2 separate regions of the Homo sapiens genome follow, and region 2 is linked to region 1. Evidence: read pairs that join two places in POLR2A ChIA-PET (ENCODE). Cell type or tissue: GM12878. All regions are shown on one strand. Each heading gives the region's core, and the rest is flanking DNA. Links, peaks and the distances in the headings are about the cores only.

Region 1 (5,382 bases), core at 180-5,179:
ATATCCAAGATATACTGTAAAGTAAGAAACAAAGATGGAGAAAAGTGTGGACAGCACACTGCCATTTATCTAAGAGAAAGAAGCAGATATATAGAGACATAGATATATACATATTTATATGCACACATACACACATATATGCACATATTTTTTAATTGAGGGATATAGTATAAAAATATTTTAAGGAAAACAAAGAAGAAAAAGGAGAAGACAGGAAAAGAAGGTAAAAATACCTTATTTAATAAATTTGACTTTGAAACCAGACAAATGAATTACAAAAATATAAAACAGAAATAACTCAATACCTAAAAATCAAAAGTAAATTAAACAAGTAAACTTAATTTTGCATCAAAGTAGCAGCAAACAGGAAGAAATAATTTCAAGTAACTTTAAGACAAAGTAATTGGACTGCACATCCCTGTGAACTATACTCTAAGGACAAAGAGAACTAAAAACAATTATAAAGTATTAAGCTGTTTTCAGTAATAATAGTACAGCAATAACATTGGTGCTATACATTCTGGTGTGTGTGTGCATGTGTGTGTGGTTTGAATGAAGCAAACAGTTATATTGATGCTGTTGAGGGCCAGGATATTTGGCATCAGAGAGGAGACCTGCTGGTTTAGTATCAAATACTATATGATCTCATTTGTAGGTGGAATCTAAAAAAGTTAAACTCATAGAAATGGAGAGCAGAATAATAGTTGCCAGCGTCTGGTGGCGGTAGGGAAAATGAGGAGATGTTGTTCAAAGGGTGCAAATATTCAGTTATAAAATAAACAAGTTCTGGGGATCTAATGTACAGCATGGGTGGTGATGGGTGTGTTAATTAATTTTATTGTGATAATCATTACACAATATACACACAAATCATTACATGGTACACCTTGAATATATACAATCTTTGTCAATTAAATATTTTTAAATAAAAAAGAAATTGATTTTAAAAAGAAAAATAAAGCTAATATCATGTGGTTCTAAATCTGAGTTAGAAATGTTCATGAGAGGTGAGTTAATAAGGATTAATGCATCAGTCCATTTTTGCATCACTATAAAGAAATACCTGAGGTGACATCATTTATTTTTAAAAAGAGATTTAATTGGATCATGGTGCTGCAGACTATACAAGCAACTCTTCAGCATCTGCTTCTGGTGAGGGCCTAAGGAAGCTCCCAATCATGGCAGAAGGTGAAGGGAGAGCAGGCAATGTCACATGGCAAGAGAGGGAGTCGGGTGTGGGGGAGGTGCCACACTCTTTTAAACAACCAGGTCTCTTATGAACTGCCAGAGCAAGAACTCACTCATCACCAAGGGGATGATACTAAGCCATTCATGAGGGATCTGCCCCCATGATCCAAACACCTCTCATTAGGCCCCACCTCCAACATTGGGGATTACATTTCAACATGAGATTTGGAAAGGACAAACATCCAAACTGTATCATTGTAACCCTGAGCCCCCAAATGTCACGTCCTTCTCACACTGCAAAACATAATCATCCTTTCTCAATAGTTCCCCCAAAGTCTTAACTTATTCCAGCATCAACTCAATCAAAAATCCCAAGTCCAAATTCTCATCTAGAGATGAGTTCCTTCCACCTATGAGCCTGTGAAGTCAAATACAAGTTATTTACTTCCAAGATACAATGATGGTACAGGCATTGAGTAAATATTCCCATTTCAAAATGAAGAAATAGGCCAAAAGAAAAGGACAACAGGCCCCACACAAGTCCTAAACCCAGCAAGGTAGTCATTAAATCTTAAATCTCCAAAATAATCTCCTTTGACTTCATGTTACACAGCCAGGGCATATTTGGTGCAAGGGGTAAACTCCCAAGGTCTTGGACAGCTCCAACCCTGTGGTTTTGTAGGGTCCAGCACCCATGGCTACTCTCATGGGTTGGAGCTGAGTGCCTGCAGCTTTTTCAGGCTCAAGATACAAGCTGCTGGTGGCTCTACCAATCTCAGGTCTGGAGGGTTGCAGCCCTGTTCCCACAGATCCACCAGGCAGTGCCCCAATGGGGACTCCATGTGCAGGCTCCAATCTCACATTTCCTTTGGCACTGACCTAGTAGAGGTTCCCTGTGGGGGCTTCACCCCTGTAGCAGGCTTCTGCCTGGGCACCTAGCCTTTCCCATACATCCTCTGAAATCTAGGTGAAAGTTGCCAAGCCTCCTTCACTCTTGCATTCTGTGAACCTGTATATTTAACACCACATTGAAGCCATCAAGGCTTATGGCCTGCACTCTCCAAAGCAGCATTCTGAGCTGTACCTGTGGCCCTTTGAGCTGAGCCTGGAGCCAGAGTTGCCTGAAGGCAGAGAGTAGCATCCTGAGGCTGAGCAGGGCACCTATACCTTGGGCCTGGCCCCTGAAACCATTCTTTCCTCCTAAAACTCTGGGTCTGCGATGGGAGGAGCTGTCCTGAAGACTTCTGAAATGGCTTCAAAGCCTTTTCCAATTGTTTTGGACATTGGCACTTGGCTTTAGTCATGCAAGTCTCTCTAGCAAGTGGTTGCTCTACAGGATCCCTCCCCTGAAAATACTTTTTTCCTCCTCTGCCACATGGCTAGGCTGCAAACTTTCTAAATTTTTATGCTCTGCTTCCCTTTTAAATATAAATTTTAACTTTAAGTCATTTATTTTTTTCCTTATCTAATTGCTGTTAGAAGCAGCCACTCCATTGTTTTTTTGTTTGATTGTTTTTGTTTTGTTTTTTAGGATGGAGTCTTTCTTTGTTACCCAGGCTGGAGTGCAGTGGCACGATCTCGACTCACTACAACCTCTGCCTCCTAGGTTCAAGCAATTCACCTGCCTCAGCCTCCCAAGTAGCTGGACTAAAGGCATGCACCACCACACCCAGCTAATTTTTGTATTTTTAGTAGAGATAGGGGTTTTTCCATGTTGGCCAGACTGATCTCAAACTCCTGACCTCAAGGGATCTGCCCACCTTAGCCTCCCAAATGCTGGGATTACAGGCATGAACCACCATGCCTGGCACCACCTTATTCCTGAATGCTTTGCTGCTTAGAAATTTCTTCCATCAGATACCCTAAGTAATCACTCTTAAGTTCAACCTTCCACAGATCCCTAGGACATGGACAAAATGTGACCGAGCTCTTTGCCAGGGCATAACATGGGTAATCTTTACTCCAGTTCCCAATAACGTCCTCATTTCCATCTGAGACTTTGTCTGCCTAGACTTCACTGTCCATATATCCATCAGCATTTTGGTCACAACCATTTAATCAGTCTCTAAGAAGTTCCAAACTTTCCCTCATCTTTCTATCTTCTGAATCTGCCTGAATCTGTCTTCCTCAATCTTCTGCCTGTTATCCAGTTCCAAAGGTGCTTCCACATCTTCAGGTATCTTTAGAGCAATGCCGCACTCTTTGGTACCAATTTTATCAAAAATTTTTGTGTTGCTATAAAGAAATACCTGAAGCTGAGTAATTTATTTTTATAAAAAATGTTTAATTGATTCAAGGTTCTGCAGGCTGTACAAGCGTGGCTCCAGCATCTGCTCCTGTTGAGGGCCTCAGGGAGCTTATAATCATGGCAGAAAGTGTAGGGAGAGCAATGTCACATGGCAAGACAGTGAGCAAGAGGTGGGGGCGGGGAGGTGCAACACTCTTTCAAACAACCAGATCTCACATAAACTACCAGAGTAAGAACTCACTCATCACCAAGGGGATGGTACTAAGCAATTCATGAGGGATCTGCCCCCATGATACATACACTTCTAACATTGGGGATTACATTCCAACATGAGATTTGGAGGCGACAAGCATCTAAACTATATCAACTTGTCCAAGAATGGCTACCTGCAGGAGGAAGAAGCTGGCATCTGCAAGGCTCTACGAAAACAGATTACAACTCAGTTACTTGAGGCAATCAATACTGTCCAATACTGTCAAGATTTGGACTCAGTATCCTATTGCTACTGTAAAACAAATTACCACAAATTTTATGGCTTAGAACAAGACAAATTTATTTTCTTACAGTCTGAAAGTCAGAATTCTAAAATGGGTCAACAGGGCTGTGCTCCTTCTGGAGGCTCTAGTGGAGAATCTGTCTCTTGCCTTTTCCAGCTTCTAGAGGCTGCCCGCCTTCCTTGGCTTGTGGCCCCCTTCCATCCTTAAAGCAATAACCAGGCAAGTCTTTCTCACATCACATTACTCTGACATAAACTCTTGCTTTCCTCTTCCACATTTAATGACCCTTGTGATCACAATGGGTCACCCAAATAATCCAAGATAATCTCTTAATGTTAAGGTCAGCTGATTAGCAAACATAATTTTATCTAGCACCTTAATTCTCACTTGCCATGTAACATGACCTATTCCCAGGTTCCAGGAAGTAGGAGTTAGACATCTTTGAAGAGTCCGCTGCTCTGTCTACCAAACTACCCACCCAGAACATGCCAGGAAAGAGGTGTGTTCTTCCTCAACTATGAAGGCTAATGTGGGGGATTCTGTCACTAGTTTGTCATGTCATATGGCTGCAACCATAAAGCTGGGAACCTGTCCCTGATCACTTCAGGAGAATAGCAAATACTTCCCTAATCATGATCCTTAAAAGCCTCAAAGTCCAGAGGTGAAGTCACTATCCCAAAATCTAACACCTCACCCTATCAGGTTGCTGCGACCTGCCTCAGAATGTGAATGGCAACAGCAAGACTTCATTCCTGCTGCTGTCCTTGAGCACATCAATTTTTTCCAATAAACGTTAATCCAGCAAGTGTGGTGCTATTATTTGCTCCATGGAAACCAACTATAGCTTAGTGCTTAAAGCAATCAATCATGGTCAAACACAATGCTTAGACCCTGCTCTATTAGATAATTTTGGTGAGGGTAAGAAGGTGCTTAATGCTCTGAAAAATTAAATTAAAAGTTTTGTTACAAAAGATAGTAATGCTGTAATGGCAAAGAGAACAACAGCAACAACAGAAAAAAAGAAAACACACACACACACACACACACACACACACACACACACACACACACTACATCCAGAACCCATATTCACAGAACCCAGAGAGACAGGAGCAATAAGGCTGATTTTGCAATCGGCTGCAGCAAAAATGGGTTACATCCAGCTGCTTTCATTGGGATGAAACAAAAAATTATCTTACTACCCTTGTGGTACCTGGGCTTCCTATACCCCAAAATTAGTTACACAGGTAGCTGCTTCTAGAACCATGTTTGCATGCTGTATAACAGATTCTTTAATAATATGCAGCCTATCCTGGATTTGCTTGCTCATCCTTGGGCACTTACATGGTCTCAGGATATTTAACTCCCTGCAAGATTATGTTTGTATTTGCACACATTTTATTCTTCATAGAAGGCCGAAGTTGCTTACAGACTAACTCATATGTATCT
Region 2 (5,382 bases), core at 189-5,188, 50 kb before region 1:
GTACATAATGGTCAGTAAAAATAGCTAATACATGTTTACCAAAGGCATGTACTATAACATAGCACTACTCATAAGTGCTCCATACTGGAAACTACTCAAATGCCCGTCAACAGTGCAACTGTATAAGTAGATTGTGGTATATTCACACAATGTAATATAATAAGAATGAGCAAGCTTAAGTACATGCAACAATAAGGATGAATCTCACAGACATTGAGACAATAAGGATGACTCTCACAGACTTTGAGACATTGGAGTGAAGGAGGCCTGACACAAAAGAATAAAACTCCCTGCTTCCATTTCTATAAAAGATAAAACAAGAGGCTGGACGCGGTGGCTCACACCTGTAATCCCAGCAGTTTGGGAGGCCAAGGCGGGTGGATCACCTGAGGTCAGGAGTTCAAGACCAGCCTGACCAACATGGAGAAACCCTGTCTCTACTAAAAATACAAAATTAGTCAGGCATGGTGGTGCATGCCTGTAATCCCAGCTACTTGGGAGGCTGAGGCAGGAGAATCACTTGAACCCAGTAGGCTGAGATTGCAGTGAGCCAAGATTGTGCCATTGCACTCCAGCCTGGGCAAAAAGAGTGAAACTCTGTGCCCCACCACCTCCCCCCGCAAAAAAAGTGAAGGCAAATCAATGCTGTTGGGAGTCAGGATGGTGGTTACTCCTGAGGTTTTGGGATAGTGCCCAGAAGGAACAAAAGTGGTCTCTAGGTACTGGACATGTTCTGTTCTTCATCTGAATGCCAATTACATGACAGTAATCAGTTTGCAAAAACTCAGTGAATTCTACACTTTAGGAAATGTACATTTTCTGTATACATTTTAGGCTTTAATTTTAAAAGTTTAATAAACTAAATAAAAACAAAATAAGACAAAAGTTCCCATCATCACTAATCATCAGAGAAATGCAAATCAAAACCACAATGAGATACCATCTCACACCAGTCAGAATGGCTATTATTAAAAAGTCAAGGGCCAGGTGCAGTGGCTCAGGCCTGTAATCCCAGCACTTTGGGAGGCCGAGAAGGGCAGATCACCTGAGGTCAGGAGTTCGAGACCAGCCTGACCAACATGGAGAAACCCTGACTCTACTAAAAATACAAAATTAGCCGGGTGTGGTGGTGCATACCTGTAATACCAGCTACTTGGGAGGCTGAGGCAGAAGAACTACTTGAACCCGGGAGGTGGAGGTTGCGGTGAGCCGAAATCGCATCATTGCACTCCAGCCTGGGCAACAAGAGTGAAACTCCGTCTGAAAAAAAAAAAAAAAAGTCAAAAAACAACAGATGTTGGCGAGGCTGTGGAGAAAAGGGAATGCTTATATACTGTTTGTGGGAATGTAAGTTAGTTCAGCCACTGTAGAAAGCTGTTTGGAGATTTTTCAAATAACTTAAAACAGAACCACCATTCAAGCCAAAAATCCTATTACTGGGTATATATCCAATGGAAAACATCATTCTTCCAAAAAGACACATGCATTCATATGTTCATCACAGCACAGCTCACAATAACAAAGACATGGAATCAAATTAGGTGCCCACCAACGGTGGCTTGGATGAAGAAAATGTGGTACATATACACCATGGAATACTATGCACCCATAAAAAAGAAAAATAATGTCCTTTGCAGCAACACAGATGCAGCTAGAGGCCATTATCCTAAGCAAATTAACACAGGAACAAAAAGCCAAATACCACATGTTCTCACTTGTAAGTGGGAGCCGAACTTTGGGCACTCATGGACATAAAGATGGTAACAATAGACACCAGGAATTACATGATGTGGGAGGGAGGGAAGAAAAAATTGAAAATCTGTTGAGTACTATTCTCAGTACCTCAGTGATGGGATCATTTATACCCCAAACCTCAGCATCATACAATATACTCAGGTAACAAACTAATAGTTAACCTTTATTAAGTACTTGCTTTTTACCAGGTGGTATTTATCTATGTAATTTTTATGTGCTAACTCATTTAATCTACAGTAATGGAACTCAGAATTCCATTGTCTGTCCATCAGTACAGACAATCTGATGCTGTTCTCTGGAGCAGAGTATTGGTTTAAATGTTGGCTCAGTTCATTTCTAGGTATTTTGTTTTATTTCTTCTGGGTTTTGTTCTTCTGTTTTCACTTTGTTATTTCTCAGTTTACTTTTTATAAAATGAAGGCGATAATAGTAGCTACTTCATAGGTTAGTGGCAAGGATTAAACACGAAAATACTTATAAAGTACTTACCATAATGCCTAAAACATAGTAAGTGCTCAATAAATCTTTACTAAATTATAGTTTCTGTCTTATCTTGCCTACAAATAGGCATCTTTTGTAAACAGAAGCATTGCAAAATAGTCCACGAGCTCTTTCACATCCATATATTAGAAACTAAATCAAAGAGAGCAGCATATCATGTTCCACAAAGGAATGAATGAATTAATTTTGCACTAGAGAAGAATATCATCCTAACAAGTGAAGATGGTGATTAGATAATGGTAAGAATGCATACAGACAAATTTAAAACAACCAAAATATACATCTTGGTTATCAGCATAAGGCTTTCTGGAAAAAAAAAAATCAAGAGAAAGGGATAAGTGCAATGATGCTCCTCTCTGAATCCTGACATTTGTGACAGCTGTGTATTTTCACATGCATCACAGAAGTATGTGTGTAGTGTTGACTGCTGACTTAGAGGCAGAACGCCTAGATGTAAATCATGGCTACTTATAGCACCTGGGAAGATCACTTCCTCCTTCCTCAGTTTTCTCACTGGCATGATAAGGATGATTTTAATAGTACCCACCTTGTAATTGAAGGTTTTAAGCAGTTAATATTTGTAAATGACTTTGAATGCTTAGCATATAGAAAGCATTAATAGCTAGCAATAAAATATAATAAGTTAAATATCCAGCCGGGCATGGTGGCTCATGCCTGTAGTCCCAGCACTTTGGGAGGCTGAGGTGGGTGCATCACCTGAGGTCAGGAGTTCGAGACCAGACTGACCAATATGGTGAAACCCTTTCTCTACTAAAAATACAAAAGTTAGCTGGGAGTGGTGGCACGCTCCTGTAGTCCCAGCTACTCAGGAGGCTGAGGCAGAAGAATCGCTTGAACCCAGGAGGCAGAGGTTGCAGTGAGCCGAGATCGCACCAATGCACTCCAGCCTGAGTGACAGAGCGAGACTCCTTCTCAAAAAAAAAAAAAAAAAAAAAAAAAAAAAAAAAAAATCCAAGGTTTTCTCTGGACAAAATTATCAATTCAAAATTCTGCTCAATTTTTCCTCAATTTTCTTCAAAGTACATCCACCTCTTTCTCTCCAGGACTCAAATGCACACAACCTAGCCCCTGGTAATTCAAAGCCCTCCTTGAAAAATACTCCATCTAGACCAAGCTTCTCCCCGTCATAGATCCTCTCCTTTGAATCTTTACAAAATTTACTTGTGCTATGTTTCATTTCACTTAATGTAAAAAAAATGTAATCCTTTCTAATAGGTAATAATGAGTGAACTTTTTCAGATAACATTTCTGATTTTAACAGAGCCTTCTGAATTCTGCTTTAAGCCTAGTGAAGTGACACAGTGGTATAAACTTCCAGCACTATATTTGCCAACTGAGAGATGTTTTCAATCAGAAAAATATTGTCATTCTCAATCACAGCAATTATATGACTGTCCACTCTACTCTGAATATTTAGGAGCTGTAAATTGCAAAACAGAAAATAATTCTCTTTTCTACTCTTTCATCTCCAAATAAAGGGAAAAAATGGAGAACTAAAAGAAGGAATATGTTTTGATTCTTCTGTTGGATTTTAATTTCCCCTGGGAATGGTCAGGAAGCTGCTATGTGCAAGCCATCCTCCTCTATTTTGAAAAACTCTGTATTTTCCAATACTCTATAAGTCAATGAGATAGTTCCCTCCCCAACCCCCACCTTGAATTTCCCTTATTGACTCCAGGGGCAACCACATGGTACACATGCATATATGTACACAAGTGTGCACACTCCAATGAACACATATGCATAGGCTGCATTGCCATCCCTATGCTAGCATATAGCATATTTCCTCAAATTAAAAAAAAAAAAACTAGTTCTGATGCCCCAAAATGCAGAATCTGAACCTCAGTGGTAGCCTTGGAATTACAAAAAAAAGAAATTAATTAAAAACAGAGACCAGTCTCAGTTACAGAATCTCAAGTTTTATTGATAACACAATGTATAGGCATCACAGAAGTAAATAAAGTGGGCCGTTTCTGGTGACTCATGCCTATAATTCCAGAATTTTGGGAGGCCAAGGCAAGAGAATTGCTTGAGGCCAGAAGTTCAAGACCAACTTGGGAAACATAGTGAGATCCTGTCTCTACAAAAAAAAAAAAAATTAAAAATTAGCCAGGCTGGTGGCTCACCTGTAGTCCCAGCTACTCAGGAGGCTAAGGCAGGAAGATTGCTTGAGCCCAAGAGGTCAAGGCTGCAGTGAACTGTGATTGTACCACTGCACTGCAGCCTAGGTGACAGAGTGAGACCCTGTTTCAAAAAAAAAAAAAAATGTAAGTAAAGTAATATCCCAAGCTCTGTTTAGAAGACCAGCTACCCCTGTAGTGGTATGCTGTTGCAACCAACTGAATAACTCACTTAATCTGCACTTGTACTTTAGTGCAAAATGGTAGTGGGAGTGTAATCAGTAGAGAGAAGTGAGTCTTTGACTGTAGGAAATTATTGAGTGGTGGTTAACCCCAAAGGTCCAAACCCCTGACCTTCTCCCTCCAAAGGCATCTGGCCTGCTGAACATTGACAATGGCATAGACCCATTAGGGTTTAACACCCTCCCACTGGATCAGGGTGTTCCAGGCATTTTCTGGCACTGGATATTCCCCCAAAACAGCAGCATCAATACATCCAGATAGAACCAATGCCAACTTTTCCTAGAACACACATACCAGTCATGGGACGGGGAAGGAATGTAAATTCTTGCCATCATAAAATCACAAAAAGATGACTGGGAAACATTCTAAAGATTGGTTTCAAGCTGTATCTGATGATGCAAACCCGCACTAATCAATGACTCAGAAAGTCTCAGATACAAGTGATTGCTCATGCACAAAAAAGCATTTCCAAGGGAGCTGAATCCATTGAGACTGAAGAATAGATCAGGATATCCAATATAGATCTTTCAGCTGCCTTTGATCTCTGGGCAGAAAGGACTGTTTAACACACTTTTTAAGCTTCTTCAATATTTGGGAATTCTTATGGATAACCTATACGTGGGTACCCTCTAGTCACTAGATTCTTCAATTCCCCAGTGTGGCCAGGTGGGCTCATTAGACAAGAGCCAAATGTTATCAGTCTCACATAGCACAGTTCAACGCCTCCACACTGACCAGGCGG

The links. Peaks named below come from ENCODE experiments on the same cell type or tissue, not always from the same donor. Only the 100,000 strongest peaks of a DNase experiment are listed, where the experiment ranks them.
Region 2: POLR2A ChIA-PET joins it to region 1 with 9 read pairs; 4 of 35 experiments call an interaction of 5 or more read pairs at or near these places.

What each region holds. Positions count from the first base shown.
Region 1 is chr21:25,542,390-25,547,771 of GRCh38, forward strand. No RefSeq gene overlaps it. Among named protein-coding and RNA genes, the nearest start is that of MIR155HG, 17 kb to the right of the region's middle. In GM12878, for the core only: no CTCF peak of the experiment used is centred there; no DNase peak of the experiment used is centred there.
Region 2 is chr21:25,492,306-25,497,687 of GRCh38, forward strand. It overlaps LOC105372753 (a long non-coding RNA gene), which reads right to left. Exons shown (of 10, transcript NR_188560.1): 6 at 4,404-4,521; 7 at 1,138-1,260. Among named protein-coding and RNA genes, the nearest start is that of LINC00158, 63 kb to the left of the region's middle. RefSeq lists an enhancer at 2,879-2,968. In GM12878, for the core only: no CTCF peak of the experiment used is centred there; no DNase peak of the experiment used is centred there; H3K4me3 peaks cover 351 bases; H3K27ac peaks cover 3,903 bases.